Regions from separate parts of the Homo sapiens genome. Here region 1 is linked to region 2. Evidence: chromatin contacts called from ENCODE Hi-C or POLR2A ChIA-PET data. All regions are on one chromosome and are shown on one strand. Each heading gives the region's core, a stretch centred on a gene start or an enhancer-like site at or near the end of the contact. The rest is flanking DNA. Distances are from core to core; before and after follow the strand shown. Region 1 overlaps CACNB2 (calcium voltage-gated channel auxiliary subunit beta 2). Region 2 overlaps CACNB2 (calcium voltage-gated channel auxiliary subunit beta 2).

Region 1 (4,572 bases), core at 231-2,730, 35 kb after region 2:
ACAGGTTTCAGTTTCTCTTCCCGGCTTTGCTTTCTTTTCTGCTTGTCTTGAGCCCCATGGTTGACTAGCTGAAGCATTCTCGAATAAGGAGTCTCAATTCCTTTAATATCCGGCCCACTTTTCTTCTTTTTTTTTTTTTTTTTTTTTTTTTTTTTTTTTGACATGGAGTCTCGCTCTGTCACCCAGGCTGGAATGCAGTGCTGGGATCTCGGCTCACTGCAACCTCTACCTCCTGGGTTCAAGTGATTCTTTTGCCTCAGCCTCTCGAGTAGCTGGGACTACAGGTGCACGCCACCATACATGGCTAATTTTTGTATTTTTAGTACAGATGGGGTTTCACCATGTTGGCCAGGCTGGTCTTGAATTCCTGACCTCAGGTGATCCGCCCGCCTTGGCCTCCCAAAGTGCTGGGATTACAGGCATGAGCCACTGTGCCTGGCCCCCAGCCCATTTTTCTACGCTTCTTGCCTACCTTGGTTCCATGATAAAAGCCACCTCCTTAGCCTGTTAACCCATACAATGGAGGTTTAGGGAGTGGGTGGAAGAGCTTTAGTGTCTTTGGTTTAAATTTAGGTCTGTTTTAAAATTGTGTCTGATACAACCACATCTCCTTAATAAACGTATTGGTTTACTATTTTCAGTTCAGTCTTTAGAAAACAAGCAGCCTTTCAGGAAGAATTTCAGAGAGGTTTGGTTCTCAAATTTTGTGTGCTTCTAAATATTCTTTATACCTTGCTTCAAAATGTAGCTACCTGAGCTCACCTTTCTGTAGCCATTTCAGTTTATTAGGTTTGGGGTGAAATGTGCCATTTGTATTTTCAACAAGCCCCACCCCAGCTGCTGAAAATGATGCAAAATCAAATTTGAGCATCGCTGCTGTAGAATACATTCTCTCTTTCTTCCAATGGAGAGTTCCATTCCTGAATGTGGGATATGTTGAAATGGTGCAGCCAAATTTGCATTGTTGTTCGGTAATATCAGTGGTTCTTAATCAAAGACATGTATGAGAATCAACTGTGGTGCTTTTGAAGGTCATCACTAAAAATTGTCCACGCTTTAGCTCCACCCACTGGCAATTCTGTGAAATACTTTTCAGGTGGGGCCCCGCTCGCCTGTTAACGTATCACAGGTGATTTCTACTTGGTATAATATGGTATGACCCATCTGCAGTGGAAACAAATGCCTGTTTTGGATAGGAGTATTTCAATTCAAGTTAATATGAATTGATAAATACACAGGTAATATTTGGGTTGTTATTCAAAGAACTTATAAAAGTCATATCTTGTAAAAGTCTATAGATTTATTACAGCCTTTTAAAAAATATTGCCAGGCCCCAAGCCCTGAAAATATGTTGCGCTTGCTCCTTCCCTTACTGAAATCACATTTAAATTCAGAATCACCAGTGCTAGTTTACTTTCAGTTCAAGACAGCAAGCCTGAAAATAGCCTTAATGACGCATGCAGAGCATTTTCCTAGGAACAGACTCTGGACTTATTAGTGTCTGGAGCCATCAGTCAATACTTTTCTGGTGCACTGGTGTGTTAGTAAGGGATGCCAGAAATGCGTGCCTTCTCTTATCAGTCACCCGGAGAATTCACGTAACTTGCTTTAAATAGCCGAAGTGAAGAAGGAGATTGACTTTACAGTTGTGTTTGCTTCTTTAAAAAATATACTTATCTTTTCCTAGCTGTAAAATAGCAATCGAAAACTGCCATCTAAAGTGAAAAATAATTCCCTAAGGTTTCAATAGGGTTTTTCTTGTATCAGAACCAGGGCCAGGGTGTAACTGGATTTAAGTGCCAGACAAGGAGCTAGAAGCTGCAGGTGCAGCTCCCCGCCACGCTGCTCTCTGTGACCTTGAGTGAGACACAAAATTGCTGGGCTTCCGTTTTTCATTTTAAAATGCGAGGGTTGGATTTGCTCGCTAAGAGCTCTTTTATCTCTAATAGTTAAGATGATGGAACATGATGTTTTGAGATGTTTTGCTGAAATTTCTCACATAGAAAATGGGCCTTCTGAAAACATATAATTATAGTTTTGGGTAGGAAGAAGCTGTCATGGTGGCGAAGGGGAACATTGCAAATCTGAACATGACCGCAGCTGGCGGGAGAATAATGTGTTAGAATTGAAAGGCACCCTGCAGACTTGCTGTTTAATGTACAAAGAAGCCTAGGGCCGGAGGGGCAGGGGGACTCTCAGGGACAGTGGAATCTGGCTCAACGGTCACCCTCTGGTAGCAAGCAAGACCTGTCTCTGTGACAGGTCTCAATCAATGGAGAAGCTTATTTTGCCGACGTTAAGGACATGCCTAGGCTCAGCGTCCTAAACTAAGCCAAGTGCACCAAGCCAGGTGCTCAGGCTCCTAAACTAAGGTGCAATTAGGCAATCAGCATGGATTGTTAGACTGTACAAAGGTGGAGATGCCAATTCCCCAACTGTTTTCCTAGGGGTTGTGTTCCCACACACGCACTTTCTCCTTAGTAACAGCGCACGGCTCCTGACCTGGATGGGTGGCCTTAGATCTGTGAAGCACATCTACCTTGCCTTGAGAAAGATGCAACTCAATGTTGGCTTCCTTAGCTCCGTGCCACTCAGCATTGCAGCACCGAAAGGAAAACTGTTTCCTCTCTACTCTCCCACTACTCTCAATTCTTCCAACAACAGATGTGGGTTGTTTTCCCCCCCAACAGCAAGCAGTTCTCCAGTTCTCTGCAGATGCTAATGCCACGTCCTGCAATTCAATTCTGACCTTATCTACCTGGAGTTAGTGCAGACCCAACAGGTTGAAGGCTGAGTCCCAAAAGACTGTCCCCACTTCAGATGCCAGTCGCACAAGTGATGAGTCTCCAGGTTATCCTCAACTTCTGTCCAACTCAACTACAGATCAGAGGTTCCCATGGCCCCCTACTCAGGTTCTATAATTTGCTAGAAGGGCTCATAAAACTCAAGAGAACAGCCGACTTACTAGATGACTAGTTTATTATAAGAGGATACAACTCAGGAACAGCCAGAGGAGAGAGGGATGGGAGAGGGTGCAGAACATCCATGCCGTATCTAGGTACGCCACCCTTCCAGCACGGCCCTGGGGTCACACACCTGGAAGCTCTCAGATCTCCATCCTTTTGGGTTTTTATGGAAGCTTTGTTACTTAGGCACCATTGACTAAATCACTGGCCACTGGCGATTAAGTCAGTCTCCAACCCTTTTCCTGTCTCTAGAGGTCAGGGTGTTGGGGCGGAAAGTTCAAACACTTTAATATTACGGTTGGTTCCTCTGGCACCCAGGCCCCATCCCAAGGCTCTCCAGGAGACCCCAGCCACCAGTCATTCATTAGCATGCCAAAAGACACTTAACACTTTGGAGAGTATAAGAGTTTTAGGAGCTGCATTCCAGTAAACAGGTGTGCAGATCAGATAAGCATTTCTTATTGTATTGCAGTATCAGAGATGATGCTCACCGCTGGACCACATTCCAAGATATGGCTCCACTTATTGATCTTTGAATGAAGGGGTACCTTATTGATCCTCCCCCTGACCTTACCCCAAATAACAAATCATACCAGTACTAAACTGGCAGAACTCAAGATTGGTTAGGAAAGATCCTCTGAAACTTCGTATAATGACAGTTACCTTGTTTTGAGTGTGTCCCCTGTGCCAGGCACTGTGCTGAGAGCTTTGTGTGTTCAGACTCACTTCACAGTTACAAAACCCTCTTTAATATGTGGGAACTGGGCTTGAAATGGTTTAGGTACACGGTCCAGTTCATAGCCAATGTTGTGTTACTAGAAAGGGATCCCAATACAGACCCTGAGAGTGGGTTCTTGGACCTTGTGCAAGGAAGAATTCAGGGCAAGGCCATAGAGTAAGGTGAAAGCAATTTGTTAGAGAAGTTAAAAAAAGAAAAAAGAATGGCTACTCCATAGGCAGAGCAGCAGCATGGGCTGCTTAACTGAATATACTTATAGTTATTTCTTGATTATATACTAAACAAGCAGTGGATTGTTCATGAGTTTTCCAGGAAAGGTGTGGGCAGTTCCTGAAACTGAGGGTTCCTCCCCCTTTTAGACTATATAGGGTAACTTCCTGACATTGCCATGGCATCTATAAACTGTCCTGGCACTGGTAGGAGTGTCTTTTAACATGTTAATGCATTGTAATTAGTGTATTATTGTTACAGTGGAGGGTGTCCACGTTCTTGGCGTCTTCAACAAAGAATTGGACAAAACCCACAAAGCAAGGAAAGAATGAAGCAACAAAAGCAGAGATTTATTGAAAACAAAGTATACTCTACATAGAGTGAGAGCAGCCAAAGCAAGCAGCTCAAGAGCCCGGTTACAGAATTTTGTGGGGTTTACGTACCCTCTAGAGGTTTCCTGTGTTTGCTTGGTATACACGCTATGTAAATGAAGTAGCGACTCTCCATCAGTCTGATTGGTTGTAGGAGGAGACTAATCAGAGGCTGAAGCGATGTTATGAAGTTGCACCCTATGCACACATCTGATTGGCTACAGAAAGTGACCAATCAGATGCTGAAGTGAAGTTACAAAGTTATACCCCTTTGTAAATGAAAACT
Region 2 (4,418 bases), core at 1,083-3,582:
TAATGATGAGTTTGCCAGTAAGAGTTTTTCCCCTCTTTGGTGGAGAAGTTTAGAAACTTCTGTTTCATTTCAACTTTGAACAAAATCCTAGAAGCCATTTCAAGTATACTTTGCTAACCCAGAAATTTTGGCAAGAAAGTATAAACTTGAGCCTTCTCGGATAGTCTGTTCATGGAGAACAAAGCAGAGAATGATAGCAAAAACAAAAATCTAATCAACCAATCAGAACAATGCTACTTCTTTTCTATTAATCATTGCCACATTTCTCTTCCCTGTCCTCCATCAATAGATCAAAATTAGAATAGGACTTGTAGGTAAAAATTGGCCCTTGAGAAGGTATGCGTGGATTACTTTTATTTGACTTACATGTGGCTTTATAGTCAGAAGTACTGTTGCTTGCAAAGCATATTTGTTTGTTTGTTTGTTTTTTAACTCAAAAGCACCTGAAAAAATAATCAGAGGTTTTTATACCTACAAAATGTTACTGGGTTCCCATTCCATGTAGATGCCAAAGCCAAATGAGCTTGTACAACTGAACAAAAATAAATCATGTTTATTTTTTCCATATGCACTTAGAGAATATGCAAAAATAAATGTCCAGAAATAAAAATTTGCCAAAGATTGCCACATATGCCTGAATATAAGATGAGGCTTTTTTCCCCTCAGAATTATTCTTCAGAAAAGAGAGAGTCACCTTATATTTGAAATCTCACAAGATCTCCCATGGTGCAAGAAGTACATTTTCCATTACTTTATTTTGAACAACAATGTGCTGCTTGCTGGAGATACATGGGCCTGCATGATGTCAATCAATCTTATTTTGGTGTGTTTATATAAGTCACCTGATACATTTGACTTAAATGTTTAAATAGAGATTTAACATTTACTTCTAGAGACATGACGTCACACTTGTAAATATTGGATGCTATGGTAAACTCAAACATTCAAAACAAATACTGTTTCCAATTAGTTGAAAGGAAGTTCCCATTAGAAAGGGGTTAGGTGACCCAGTATCTCTCCTGATATCCACAAGACAGATGAGAAGTTTTCAGAGGATTTTTTAAAAATTAAATATGGATAAGGATGTGGAGAGAGGGATACTTCTAAGTTAGTGCAGTTGGCCATTGAACAATGAGAGGTTATGGGCATGGACCCCCTACAAAGCCAAAATCCATGTGTAACTTTTGACTCCTAAAAAAACCAAATAGCGTATCGTTGACCCAAAGCTTTACCAATATCATAAAAGGTTGGTTAACACATATTTTGTGTGTTATATACTGCATACCGTCTCCACAGAAGAGAGAAAACATGAGAAGATCACAAAGGTCCTTTTGTTGCCAGGCTGGAAAATGGCAGGCATCATTCTCCACGCATTTCACTGGCCAAAATTCAATCACGTGGGCCAATCTAACTGCAAGGAAGGCTAGAAATTTAGTTGTCTGTATTCTGAGGAAGAAAATGGAGTTAGTAAGCATCTTGGATCTCTGCCACAGTATCTGACTATCTTTGACAGCACTGAGAGTCAGCCACAAGGTATTTATTCTTTGTTAAATGTGACATCACCTTATATTTGGAATCTCCTTCTATTTGGGCATATATAGCAGTTGCCTCAAAACTTCGAAGTCATAGAAAATTATTTATGGCTAGATCTTTTAAAGAGTTTTTGTAATCGAGGCAAATTGACATAGAACATGGAAATGTATCTAAAATGATTGGAAACTTATTATAATTAGAAATGTATTAAAACTCAGGGGAATGGCCCTGAGTCTGGGGGTGTCGGGATACCTGGCCCAGTTGGATTTTTTTTTTTTTTTTTTTTTTTTTTTTTTTTTGAGATGAAGTCTCGCTCTGTCACCCAGGCTGGAATGCAGTGGCGCTATCTCGGTTTACTGCAAGCTCCGCCTCCCGGGTTCATGCCATTCTCCTGCCTCAGCCTCCTGAGTAGCTGGGACTACAGCCGCCCGCCAGCACACCTGGCGATTTTTTTTTTTTTTTTTTTGTATTTTTAGTAGAGACGGGGTTTCACCGCACTAGCCAGGATGGTCTCCATCTCCTGACCTCGTGGTCCGCCCGCCTCGGCCTCCCAAAGGGCTGGGATTACAGGCGTGAGCCACCGCGCCCTGCCCCCAGTTGGATTTTTATTTCCAACCACTGCTAAAGCATTCCTATGCCATTTGCTCTGAACCCTGGACTCTCAGGAACTGGGTTGGCCAATCACCGATTTAATCCATCTTGCTGTGATGGAGAGAACTTATGCCCAAAATTGTTGATTGGCAGTCAAGGCCCAACAGCCAATGGGCGGTAGCTGCAGCCTCGCGGTCCCTCACCACCTGTGCTCTGCTCGTGTTTACCCTGCGTGCCGCCAATAGTGATTCAAGCCAGTTATCCATCTGTTCTCCCACACCACATCTTCCCAAAAAGGCCGTTTCTTCTCCTCTTGGCTGGAAGCCTGTGCCCTCTGCTCACAGTTCTGTTAGAGCATTCGGATTTATATAGAACGAAGGTTTGCTTTGCTTTAAAACATCAATTCCTTGATCCCAGTTCTGTTCTCCCTGGGCCTTATGGAGTATACGATCACCTTCTTCCTCTTTAGATTTTTTCTTCTCTGGGCTAAAAATCTCAAAGTCCTCATGTGACATGTTTTTATGCCCTCTTACCTGATTTCCTCCCATGTGAGTGTGCTATAAATACAGCTCTTCCAAAGCAGAACACATCAGATTAAATACTTGTGATCTGGCAGGGCACGGAATAGAATGGCGTAGGCCAGCACGTGAATTGGTGGTAAACTGAAGGTCATCGGGGAGAAAATAACTTCTCTACCCTCTTCGGTGTAGTATTTAAGGCCAGTGAATTAAACTAACAAAAGGCACATCTCACAGGATACGAGACATGCAATTTTATTAACATTTTACATGCACTGGAGTTCACAGAAAAGGAGTGAAAGTCGAAGTGGGAGGATTGGGGGCTTATATACCATTTTAAACAAAGAAAAGGGTGTCTGCATTTCACGAGATGCTGAATTGCAGGAAGGTGACTAGGAAGAATATGCGGAAGCTAATGGAAGATGAGGGTTATTTTAGTAAGGTGTGTTTCTGCATCTCATCTCCATGCCAACTCACCATCTCCAGCAGTAAGACACAACTTTTCTGTTCCTGGTACAGCAGAGGGGAATTTTACAAGGGAAAATTTGAGTCCTGGTTTTAGGTAGATGAGGGGAAGGCAGAGAATTTCTCCTGCATTTGTAGATTCTCAGCCACCTTCAGTTCAATATAATCCTTATGGCAAGGTCGCATATTTTGGGGATGACCTCTTCTGATCCCCTTCAAGGTACAATTTGAAACCTTCTCCAAGTATTCTGAATTGCTTTCCTCTGGAGACATTAATTTCCCCACCTCCCGCTATCACCTTTGAAATCATGCTCTAAGTAACCCTTCATATTATCACACTGTAAATTGGGATGTTTAAAGTTTGGTTGTTTATGCAGTTATAAATCAGCTTAATTATTTGTCATTCAGCTTCTAATAGCTTCTCTGCAAGAATAAGAAAGCTCATCTGATACTCGGCTGAAATCCAGATTCGCTCATCCTTCCTCCCTCCCTCCCTTCTGCCTACTGCATGCCAGTGATCTCCCAGCCACCAGGAACAGAGTAAACAAAACAAAGCCCCTGCCGTCAGTAGGATTACAGTCTAGCTCGGAGAAATAGGCCACATGCAAATATATATGTAGATAATGTGTTGTAGCAGTAAGTGCTAAAAAATAGTCTCTGTTCTGCTGCTATAATATTTTCACCTGAGTGATTTATAAACAATAGGAATTTATTGATCACAGTTCTGGAGGCAGAGAAGTCTAAGATCAAGGCACCGGTAGATTCAGTGTCTGGGGAAGGTTTGATCTCTGCTTCACATGTGGCCTCTTGTTGCTGTGTCTTCATGTGGGAGAGGGAGTGGAAGGGCAAAAAAGGATGGACAGGCTCCTTCAATCCCTTTTATAAAGGCATAATCTTATTCATGGGGGCCCCACACTCATGACCTAACTACCTTGTTAAAGCCCCACCTGCTGATAACTATAGCCTTGGAGATTAAGTTTCAACATATGAATTTTGGGGGAACATGTTCAGTCCATAGTAAAAACTAAGAAGGTAAAGAGGATGAGGAGTTGGGGAGTGATAAAAATGGCTTCTGTGGGCCAAGCGCAGTGGCTCACACCAGTAATCCCAGCATTTGAAGTGTCTGAGGCGGGAGGATTGCCAGAGCTCAGGAGTTGGAGACCAGATTGGGCAACATAGTGTGACCCCTCATGGCAAAAAATCAAAAATTAACTGGCATGGTGGTCCACATCTGTGGTGCCAGCTACTCGGGAGGATCACTTAGAGGTTGCAGTGAGTTGTGATCATGCCACTGCACTCCAGCCTGGGTGA

Evidence for each region. A loop is a pair of places that touch in the nucleus more often than their neighbours do. ChIA-PET counts read pairs that join two places held with the same protein, here RNA polymerase II (POLR2A). Pooled maps may share reads with other maps.
Region 1: a loop to region 2 is called in a map of heart left ventricle, with 6 times the contacts of the local background. The contact joins two enhancer-like sites. A Hi-C loop is called at or near these places in 5 of 168 maps with a recorded cell type or tissue (GM12878, IMR-90, Right ventricle myocardium inferior and 2 more) and 6 of 50 pooled maps. POLR2A ChIA-PET finds 5 or more read pairs at or near these places in 3 of 52 experiments (GM12878, OCI-LY7 and Panc1).

Annotation. Positions count from the first base shown.
Region 1 is chr10:18,472,096-18,476,667 of GRCh38, forward strand. The region is part of intron 3 of CACNB2 (calcium voltage-gated channel auxiliary subunit beta 2); the gene reads left to right. Among named protein-coding and RNA genes, the nearest start is that of CACNB2-AS1, 65 kb to the right of the region's middle. RefSeq lists an enhancer at 1-118. Within about 2 kb of position 1,481, at least 5 of the 41 ENCODE cell types and tissues checked have a DNase peak (open chromatin) inside an H3K27ac peak, as active enhancers do; they include heart right ventricle, where a contact is called at or near this core.
Region 2 is chr10:18,436,204-18,440,621 of GRCh38, forward strand. All of the region lies in intron 3 of CACNB2 (calcium voltage-gated channel auxiliary subunit beta 2), which reads left to right. Among named protein-coding and RNA genes, the nearest start is that of CACNB2-AS1, 100 kb to the right of the region's middle. Within about 2 kb of position 2,333, at least 3 of the 41 ENCODE cell types and tissues checked have a DNase peak (open chromatin) inside an H3K27ac peak, as active enhancers do; they include heart right ventricle, where a contact is called at or near this core.